Linked DNA regions of Homo sapiens: all the other regions are linked to region 3. Evidence: chromatin contacts called from ENCODE Hi-C data. All regions are on one chromosome and are shown on one strand. The core of a region is the stretch at or near the end of the contact, and the rest is flanking DNA. Distances in the headings are between cores, read along the strand shown.

Region 1 (3,198 bases), core at 402-2,901, 2.0 Mb after region 3:
TTTTTGAGACACAGTCTTGCTCTGTCACCAGGGTGGAGTGCAGTGGCGCAGTGGTGCGATCTTGGCTCACTGCAACCTCCGCCTCCCGAGTTCAAGCGATTCTCCTGCCTCAGCCTCCTGAGTAGCTGGGACTACAGGTGCGCACCATCATGCCCAGCTAATTTTTGTATTTTTAGTAGAGACGGGATTTCACCATGTTGGCCAGGGTGGTGGTCTCGATCTCCTGAACTTGTGATCCGCCCACCTCGGCCTCCCAAAGTGCTGGGATTACAGGCGTGAGCCAACGTGCCCAGCTGATTTTTATATTTCTTTTACTAAATTCTGTTTACAGAAATAATTCCAGATTCTATGTAAGATACAAATATTTTAACTGAAGATCATTGTATTTAGGGAAAATGTTCACCTTTAAGAGACAGGGGCTGGGCGTTGTGGCTCACGCCTGTAATCCCAGCACTTTGGGAGGCCGAGGCTGGTGGATCGCACGAGCCCAGGAATTCCAGACCAGCCTGGGCAACACGGCGAAACCCTGTCTATGCAAAATATACAAAAATTAGCCAAGCATGGGGGTGTGCACCTGTAACTCCCAGCTACTCCAGAGGCTGAGGTGGGAAGACTGCTCAAGCCCGGGAGGTCAAAGCTGCAGTGAGAGACCTTGTCTTAAATACAAACAGGCAGGAAGTCGTTATAAGCATAATACAATCCTGGATGTTGGAATCATCCCTGTCCAGCCTTGGCTCTGCCACGTGGGTGCTGAATGCTGCCTCAGGGACCCTGGTGCCCAGCTCCCACCTGCAGGGTGTTCTGAGGAGCCAGCACGCTGGGAGGGCCTAGCAGGAGATGTGGCATGAACCAGGTATTCGATAAATAAAAAGTGCCTTTGATTGTCACGTTTATCATTTGACATGTAGGCACAGGTGCAGTTTGATTATTTTTAATGTAAGTCTATTTTATCTCTTCCCGTTATAAAAGCAATACACACTGTGATAGACGGTTTGGAGAATTCAGGAAAGAAAAAGAAAAAGAAAAAAAATTCCTCCTAGGCCCTCTGCTCCAGAGCCTCCAGCCGTCACATGACAGTGTATTTCTTTACAATTACAGAAATAGATACGTGACTGTTACATTTTGAAACTTTTTCTTTTACCTTGACTTATTTTTAAATAGAAACACTAGTGAGGCCCCACAGAACTGAGCAGAACTAATGGCCCCCCATGTGGTGGAATAGTTCTGAGCTGGCCCCACTTTGGATGCAGCCTTCCCCGGCAAGTCTAAACCCAGTCTCTGTGGCTGCCTGTTCACAGGGACCGTGGACTGTGATGTTTACAGTACGAAAGCACTGGGAGAGAACGCTACATCACAAAGTGTCCTTAACCTGCTGCCGCCTCAGCTTTCCCATTTGTGACTTGGTTAAAAAAAATTTTTTTGACAGTTTTAAGCTCTTATTTTAATTTCCACAGGCTGTTGTAGAATCTGCTCAGCCAGGGAGGGGAAAGGAGTCGGCAATCAGGTCTCCTCCTGGGCACCTTTGTGAGGCCAGCTGGCGAGAGTGGGGGGTGACACTGAGGTCCCAGCAGCTCCAAATGCAGGCAGAGCCCTGTCCTCAGAGAAGGTCACAGCCTAGCCAAGCCCAGCCAGGTGGATGGGCCCACGGAACGCACAGGAACCTGGAACGGAGGTTGAAAGCAGGAAGCACAGTCTGTGACTCCCCAGCCCACTCTGCATTCGACCACTTGGGGCCCAGAAGCTTCAGGAAAGGTGCACAAGGTCACTGGGTCCCAGTACTCCCAACAGGAAGGTCTGGTCCAGGGACAGGGCTCTTCCCGACTCCCCTTAGCCACACGCACCAGAAGTTCTGCAGTGCCCAGTGGGCATAGCAGTCCCCAAGAATGACCCAGCACTGAAGCTGAGCCAAAGAACTTGGGGAGCGAGCCACACCCCCTCACTCCCTCTTCGCCTGCTCCAGACTTGCCAGGCGGTTGCTTTTCGTGGGAACCGGGATGTCCTCACCACCCTGTCCAGGGCCCAGCCCCATGTCCCTGGCCTGCTACAGCTGGAAAAAAAAAAGAGAGATGTTTGTTTTTATTTGTTTATAAAAAGAAAAGTGTTATATATATAACATATTATACCTCATGAATACATACAATTATTTGTCAATTAACAATAAAGAAAAATACAGCAAGCAAAAAAGACTCTCTTCCACAAAAATAGTGTTCATTACAGAAAAGTACAAAAAAAAAAAAAAAAAACTAAGAGGATATTTAGAATTAAGAAAAAACTAAGAGGGTATTTAGAATTAAAAAATAAAAAGAAAACAATTACCCATGAGGTAATTACTGAATGCATTTGGTTGAAAGTCCTTCTGCTATATTTTCCAAACTGTATGTGTATATATGTGCGCATGCATATATGTGTTTGTGTGTGTGTACACATATCTATATGAATGGACCATATCGTAAGTTATAAATGCATACATATATTCATGTATATATAATCATTAGATCATACTATAGGTTATTTTACAGTCTTTTTGTTGAATACGTTGTGAGCATTTTATGTCATTATTTTCTACAAGATTTGAAAAATAAAGTATAAATACCAGTTAATTTTTGAAATCAACCTTATTAAGGAATAAGTTCCATGCAGCAAAATCCCTTTCACCTCTACTGTTCGATGAGTTTTGACAATGTATGCAACCGTGACATGTATCACCACGATCAAGAAAGAAAACATCACCACAAAATGTTCCCTAGAGCCCCTTGCAGGCAGTCTCTGACTTCCTGGCAGCCAGCAATCTGAATCCAACCACCGTAGATCAGTTTCAATTTATTAAAAAAAAATTTTAACTCATGGAGTATGAACTCTTGCTCGGGATCCTGCTATCTATGTTGTTGAGTTTATCAATAGCCCATTCCTTTTTACTGCTACGTGATATTTTATCATATGCCTATTGACATTTGTTTACCCACTCACATACTGATGGACAATTGAATTGTTTGTGTTGTCTGTTTGTTTGTTTTTTGAGACAGGGTCTCACTGTCACCCAGGCTGGAGTGCAGTGGTGCAATCTCGGCTCACTGCAACCTCTGCCTCCCAGGCTCAAGTGATCCACCTCGGCCTCCCAAAGTGCTGAAATTACAGGCGTGAGCCACTGTGCCTGGCCTGTTTCTGATTTTTTAAAATGTTTGCTATTGTGACTAGAAC
Region 2 (3,234 bases), core at 417-2,916, 2.3 Mb after region 3:
AAGCTTTATTTTGGGGAATCTGGTCACAGAGAAAATTCATAAATCTCATACTCAAGAGCTGAAAAGAGCCTGGAAAAACTCAGTCCAGTCTCCTTACTTTACAAACGAGGAACACAGCAAAATTATTTTCCCCAACTCATATAATCAGGAGCTTCTAGATCCTCTGATACTCTGTATCCATTCCACTCACCAGACATGCCTGAGTGCCAAGATGGAGAGTGCTCACATCCTAGGACCTTTTTGTACAAATATCAAATTAATTAATTATCAAAATTGAATGTATACAAAGAAACTAGTATTAATTTCATATATTAATCAAATGTTTACTTTTCCCATTCTCATCTTTTCCATGTGAGCCATCCTGTGTACCAAGAACAATCTTGTCAATCTCAGACTGCTCTTAGCTGGGAACTCAGTGACACGATTTTATTCACTTAATGGAGAATCCTAATTTCATACAAGCTCCTCTCTCTCTTTTTTAGGCTAATTGTACCAGATATATGCCCAATTACTTCTAATCATTCGTTATTTCAGTAAAAACCTCAAGAATAGTAAACGCGGACTTATAAGGGTTCCAACTCTGAACAGAGGTTCTACTTTGTTTTACACATTAACAACCCTATAGTTAGCATAATAACGAACACACTGAGCATGTACTCTACTTATGCTTTACAGGTATCATATATTAATTCATCTCATCCTCCCTAGGAGGCATGTACAATTATCCTCATGAAGATAAGTTTCACTGAGACGCAAGCTCCATAAAGGCCAGTATTCGTTCACTGCTGTATTTCCTGAGCTTGGAGCAGGGCCTGGCACATAGTAAGTTCATAATATATACTCACTGAGTAAATGGATAAATGACATTAATAGGGGAAAAATTAAGGTACAAAGAGGTTACAGAACATGATCAATGTCATACAGCTATTGCATAACACAGCTGGGATTCAAACTACTGAGTTTTTTATTGCATTAAGTCAGGGGCCAGCAAACTTTTTCTGTAAAGGGCTAGAAAATAAATAGTTAAGACTCTGCAAACCATACGGTCTCCACTGCAACTACTCAACTGTGTTGTTGTAGTGTGAGAATGGCCATAGGCAATATTAAAGAAATGAACACAACTATGTCCCAATAAAACTTTATTTACAAATAGAGGCCCACAGCATAGTCTGCTCACCCCTACATTAAATCCTCATAAGAATCAAGCTCTTTCCACTACACCTCATGGTCTCTATGAAAGGGAGACTTGCAGACCATTCATGCAGTAGGAATTTGCTTTTGCATTTTTAGGCTATAAAGCAGAATCTCAATTCTCATTTGCATCTTGAAATCAGAACCATGACTCCAGCAGGCAGCTAGAGCTTAAGTGAACAGGCAGGTGCGGAGGGGTGCGTGCAAGTGCACAGACATAGTTAATCCAAAATCTGTTTTCACAAGAAAATCTGACCTTACATTAAGCACTGTGATCTGGAAACAATGCAAAGACTCCATCTGGAAGACAGGCAGGGCACAGGATTGGCCATTTCTGTTCTCATAAGGAAAACAGCCTAACCAAACTAAACACTAACCTGGTTAAACGTGAGGCTGAACATAGCTGAATGCATTAATCATCAGACAGGACAATAAAGGAAAATATGCAAGCTCTCTCCCAACTGTTTACCACTTGTATTTTTCTTGGAACAGAAATGCATTTTATATATTATATGAACCTGTAAAAAACACATACCTGGTAAAACATTTGAACATATACTCTAGATCAAGAGAATACTAAAACATGAAATATTCCATCATCATTAAAGAATTTTGAGTTCACAAAGGTTTAAACACCCACCCGACTCCAGCTATGGTAACAACGACATAACAGAAACTAAACAGCACTTTATGCTAACTGGATATAATCTTGATAATTATAGGCTATTCAGTGTGTAACAAAGTATGACAAACCTCTCCCTAAGGCTGATCCATCTCAGTAAGTAAGGTATCACTTAGGAGTAACATGGCAAAGTTTGAACAGGAAAACCCAAATGAATTATTTTTCGAAATATAAAAGTAGCTTTCTGGTTTATTTAAAATTAATGCTCATGCATACATAAAGTCATTCAAGTTCATCGTTGTCCACTATTCAAATGACATAAATATTATTTGCCTCAAAAAGTTCAACTTGATACATTTATTGAGAAATTATGTGCAAAAATGATGCATAGGAATAAAAAGCTGAAAACGGTACAGATCCTTCCATGAAGAAACTTTTAAAAACTCTTGTCTCAGAATCACTGGCAAAAACATAATTTAATTAGAATACCAATGCTTAAAAAAACTGGCAGCAGCAGTTAGTATTTTGGGTGATATTCATATACCAAGCATCACGTGATATACTTTACATATATTATCGTTTGTGTTTATAGCAATGCAGCAAGACATAATGCATGATTTTCATTTTCTCTATTGAGAAAGCTAGGGCTCAATTACTCTTGCCCCAGATCACACAACTAGTGGGCAGCTGAGCCATGCAGGCTTCCAAACCAGGCTGCTTGGCCTTCAAGTAGAAACTTCTCTTCCATATCAGTTTAATTGCCTTAAAGCAGGGTTCCAACTTTGACATTAAAAAAAAAAAAAGGTATCAGGGAGTGCAAATTATATGAAAAACTTCATATGGCTGTGGGTGTGTGAACTTTCCTGAGAGGGGAAAATTTTAAGGGGTAAAAAATGAAAGGTGGTCAGACAAAATATCCATGTCACGCATCACACCTGCAGACATGATCATCTTCGTTTTAAACACCTTCTTCAGTGACATGCTTATGAAAGTGCTTTATAGAATGGAAAGTGCTATCAAAAGATTGGTTGTTATTAACAAAGCAACAAGTGGGTGGTTTATGATTAAGGTAAACCATGGTCCACATTAAGTTTTAGACAGAAAGAAATGGAAACAATCACTGAAGCCTTTACACAACGGGTGTTTTTTTATTCTGCAAACTACTACCTCTGGTTAACCGTAGGCTTACAGAGTATATCACCATCTTGATTTCGAGGACATGAAAACTAAAGTTCAGAAAGGTAACAGGACATGCTCAAGGGTGGTGATGCACAGCCCTGGGTTCCCTGAATTGGGTCCCCCTCCAGCAGACAGGTCAAGTGTGGGTCAAGGACGGAACCAATGGGCTGTGGAGTGGCCACAGATGTCGGTGCCCATGGTGGCTCCACTTAATCTCCGGGAGCTCCAGGTTTCAAACACCA
Region 3 (3,351 bases), core at 62-2,561:
AGGAAGGAAACCTCCAACGCAGAACAGTGGGAGCAGCTGGAGAAACAGGCCTCGTGAGATCTCAGGACGGGGCTGGGACTGAGGCAGAAAACCAGGAGGGTGCAGGCAGGTGCATGGGGAGGGAGGGGGGCCTTTTGGTTTTGCAGGATGTGCTGTGTCACACTTGAGAAGGTGGCAATGTAACTTCACTGCTGTGATCAGGGACCTGTGAATCCCGAATATCTGAGACAGGTCTCAGTTAATTTAGAAAGTTTATTTTGCCAAGGTTGAGGACGCGCCCATGACACAGCCTCAGGAGGCCCTGATGACATGTGCCCAAGGTGGCCAGGGCACAGTTTGGTTTTATACATTTCAGGGAGAAATGAGACATTGATCAGCATATGCAAGATGAACATTAGTTCAGCTTGGAAAGGCAGGACAACTCGAGGCGAAAGCGGGACAAATGGAAGTGGGGAGGGGGCTTCCAGGTCACAGGTAGACAAGAGACGAATGGTTGCATTCTTTTGAGTTTCTGATCAGCCTCTGCAAATGAGGCAATAAGATGTGCATTCATCTCAGTGAGCAGGGTGGGGGGCTTTAAATAGAGTGGGAGGCAGGTTTGCCCTGAGCAGTTCCCAGCTTGACTTTTCCCTTTAGCTTAGTGATTTTGGTGGGGCGGGGAGGGGCCAAGATTTATTTTCCTTTCCTAGAGGGCAAACCTGCTTTCTCTCTCATCCCCACCAGCTGGGATCAAGTCCATGTATTCCATACAACCCAAAGGCCCTTGTCCACTTTATGCTGCCTCTTTCTGCCCTTTGGGAGCAGTGGGAGGCACACCCCAGCCCCTTCTCCCTGCGTCCTGTGCGAGTCTCCTGGCTTAGCTGACTTTCGCTTTCTTATAGCCTGCCCAAGGAGGCATGGAACAGAGACCCTGGGGAAGATCGGGTCCACAGTCTACCAGTGAAAGGACTGAGCCCAGAGAGATAAAAAGACTAGGCCTGGGTCTTAGCAGTGAAGCTGCAGCCCCATTCTAGGTCTCCATAAGCATACAAGTGGACAAACAGAAGCCTGCTGCTGCGTGGGTGCAGAGAAAAATCCCAGTGCTCACAGGCACTGAGCATTTACCGTGTCTGTGCTTAGCAGCCCCAAGGGGGAGGCCATTCTCATTCTTCTTTTACAAAAGAGGAAACTGAGGCAGGAGAGGTGCCGTGCCTTGCCCTGGGCCTGGGGTGTGACCCGGAACGGGCTCTGGCTGGCGTCCTGCTGCTGGCACCACCGGCCGGGGAAGGACTGAGTCATCCTGGCCCTGTGGGAGTGGGAGGACGAACGGCTTGCTGTTCCAGCTTCTGACATGTGATAAAACAAAACAAAACAAACCCGAGCCCTTAGATTATCTGATTTGTGGTTTAATTATGTGTCTTCGGAGATGATTTAGGGGCTTAGGAAGGAGGCGGCAGCCCAGGCTCTCCTGGCTGTCCTCAGCCTGGCCCCGTCCTCCCGCTGAGAGCCGCAAGCCCAGCATGCTCAGCTTCCCTTCAAGAGGGGACCGTGCTCAGGACCCTGCAGAAAGCAGGTTCCAACTCTGACCCTGAAAGGGTCCCGGACACAGCTGTGTAGTGGCCTTGGCATTCCTGGACACAGCCATGTAGCAGCCACGGTGAGCTTAGGGCAAGAGGCCACGAGAGTCAGCCTTGCAGTCAGGTGACCTCAGCCTTGCTGGCCATCTTGGAGGCTTGTGATGGGACAGATTAGTAACAGAGGACAGTTCCTGGGACAGGAAGGAGGGTGGGAGACCTGCTGGGTGTCTAACGAGGAGTCCAGGCCCAGAAAGCTGGCCTCTTGGCAAGAGATTCCACTCCCTGGGACGGAGACGCTGGGAGGGCAGAATTTGTGGGGCTCAGATGCTCTCAGGATATGCGGGGGGCACCACCTGCTCAGTGAGCCTCTAGGTGTGCACACTCTCCCCACCCCGCCTGCCTCCCACCCCTGCTGCCCTCCCATCCCTCCTCCCTGCCTCTGCACCCGGTTCCCCCATCCATGCACACTCTTCTCTCTGACTGCGGCACCAGCCCCTCATCCTTAGTTGCTGGCTCCATGCAGCCCTCAAAACCCACGTCAGCCTGGCTGCTCCAGGATGCCTTTCCCCAGGCCCTCTGCCAGGCCTGCTGTGCCTGTCTCTGGGCCCCCATTCCCCCTGCAGGTGGGAGTTAAGCAATTTCCAGCAATCCTAGGAGTGGGAGGGAAAGGGATTGTCTCCCAGGCCCAGATGCTGGGGACAGCAGTCTGGTGGTAAGAGCCGGAGTCCCACAGCCAGATGACAGCTCCTCAGACATCTGGCGGAGACCCAGGGTGGCTCCTGCAGGGAGGAAAGAGACAGAGCAGGGCAAGTTGGGCCCCAGCCATGCCGCCCTTGAGGAGACAAGGCCTGGAAGGAGATGAGGCCTGGAAGGAGACCATGCCAGACTTGTCTCTCTGGGCCTGGCTCATTTCACTTGGCATAACGGCCTCCAGGTCCGTCCATGTTGTTGTAAATAGCAGGACTTCCTTCTTTATGGCTGAATAATGTTCCATTGGGTATACATCACATTACAGTACGCAGTCTTCCATAGACACACATGGAGATTGTTTCTGGATCTTGGCCCTTGTGAGCAGTGCTACAGTGAGCCTGTTCAGTGTGCCAATCACTCCTTGAAATACTTACTTCGACTCCTTGAATATACATAATTTTTATTTGTCAATAAAAATTTGACACAAGGGATAAAAATGGGACAAAACCCCCCCAGAGCCATCCCGCAGGCACTGCAAGGCAAACAAGGGAGTGGCCAGGGCGCTCCTGACCAGAGTCAGTGGTTCTCAAATGATTTAGTCTTAGGAACCCTTTCCACTCTTGAAAATCACTGAAGGCCCAAAAACCTTGGGTTCACATGAGTTATAACTATCGATATTTACCATGTGAGAAATGAACACTGAAACATGTTTTAAGTGTTTGCATATTTTTTAATATAAAAATTGCAGTCAGCTCATGATGTGTAAACATAACCTGTTTTTAATTAAAATTAAGTGTTTTCCAAGACGAAGCCAAAGTTAAGGAGAAGAGTGACATTGTTTTATATTTCTGCAAATCTCCCTAGTGCCTGGTTTAACAGAAGACAGATGGGTTCTCATCTTCTCTTCGGCATGCAAACTGTTGCAATATGTTATTTTGGGTGAAGTATGCAAAGACAATTCGGCCTTGCATAGATATCCAGGTGGAAAATGGAAGCGTATTTTCATAGACTTTTCAGATAATTATGAAGATTATTTTTGATGTTACATCAAAACTTAACAAACGGTAGTTTTTAAAAAGTTAGTTGCCATGTGGAATCTGAAACT

The links. A loop is a pair of places that touch in the nucleus more often than their neighbours do. Pooled maps may share reads with other maps.
Region 1: a loop to region 3 is called in a map with no recorded cell type, with 11 times the contacts of the local background. The contact joins two enhancer-like sites. A Hi-C loop is called at or near these places in 1 of 37 single-sample maps with no recorded cell type and 1 of 50 pooled maps.
Region 2: a map of OCI-LY7 shows a loop between it and region 3 (10-fold over the local background). The contact joins two enhancer-like sites. A Hi-C loop is called at or near these places in 1 of 168 maps with a recorded cell type or tissue (OCI-LY7), 3 of 37 single-sample maps with no recorded cell type and 5 of 50 pooled maps.

What each region holds. Positions count from the first base shown.
Region 1 is chr22:46,039,309-46,042,506 of GRCh38, reverse strand. LINC00899 (long intergenic non-protein coding RNA 899) reads left to right here. Exons shown (of 4, transcript NR_027036.1): 4 at 1,455-2,600. LOC124905136 (a long non-coding RNA gene) reads right to left here. Exons shown (of 2, transcript XR_007068137.1): 2 at 2,070-3,198. Among named protein-coding and RNA genes, the nearest start is that of LINC00899, 4.0 kb to the left of the region's middle. Within about 2 kb of position 1,651, at least 6 of the 41 ENCODE cell types and tissues checked have a DNase peak (open chromatin) inside an H3K27ac peak, as active enhancers do.
Region 2 is chr22:45,775,888-45,779,121 of GRCh38, reverse strand. All of the region lies in intron 9 of ATXN10 (ataxin 10), which reads right to left. Among named protein-coding and RNA genes, the nearest start is that of MIR4762, 17 kb to the right of the region's middle. RefSeq lists a silencer at 1,427-1,486. Within about 2 kb of position 1,666, at least 4 of the 41 ENCODE cell types and tissues checked have a DNase peak (open chromatin) inside an H3K27ac peak, as active enhancers do; they include OCI-LY7, where a contact is called at or near this core.
Region 3 is chr22:48,088,219-48,091,569 of GRCh38, reverse strand. No RefSeq gene overlaps it. Among named protein-coding and RNA genes, the nearest start is that of MIR3201, 180 kb to the left of the region's middle. RefSeq lists enhancers at 957-1,206, 1,237-1,316. Within about 2 kb of position 1,311, at least 6 of the 41 ENCODE cell types and tissues checked have a DNase peak (open chromatin) inside an H3K27ac peak, as active enhancers do; they include OCI-LY7, where a contact is called at or near this core.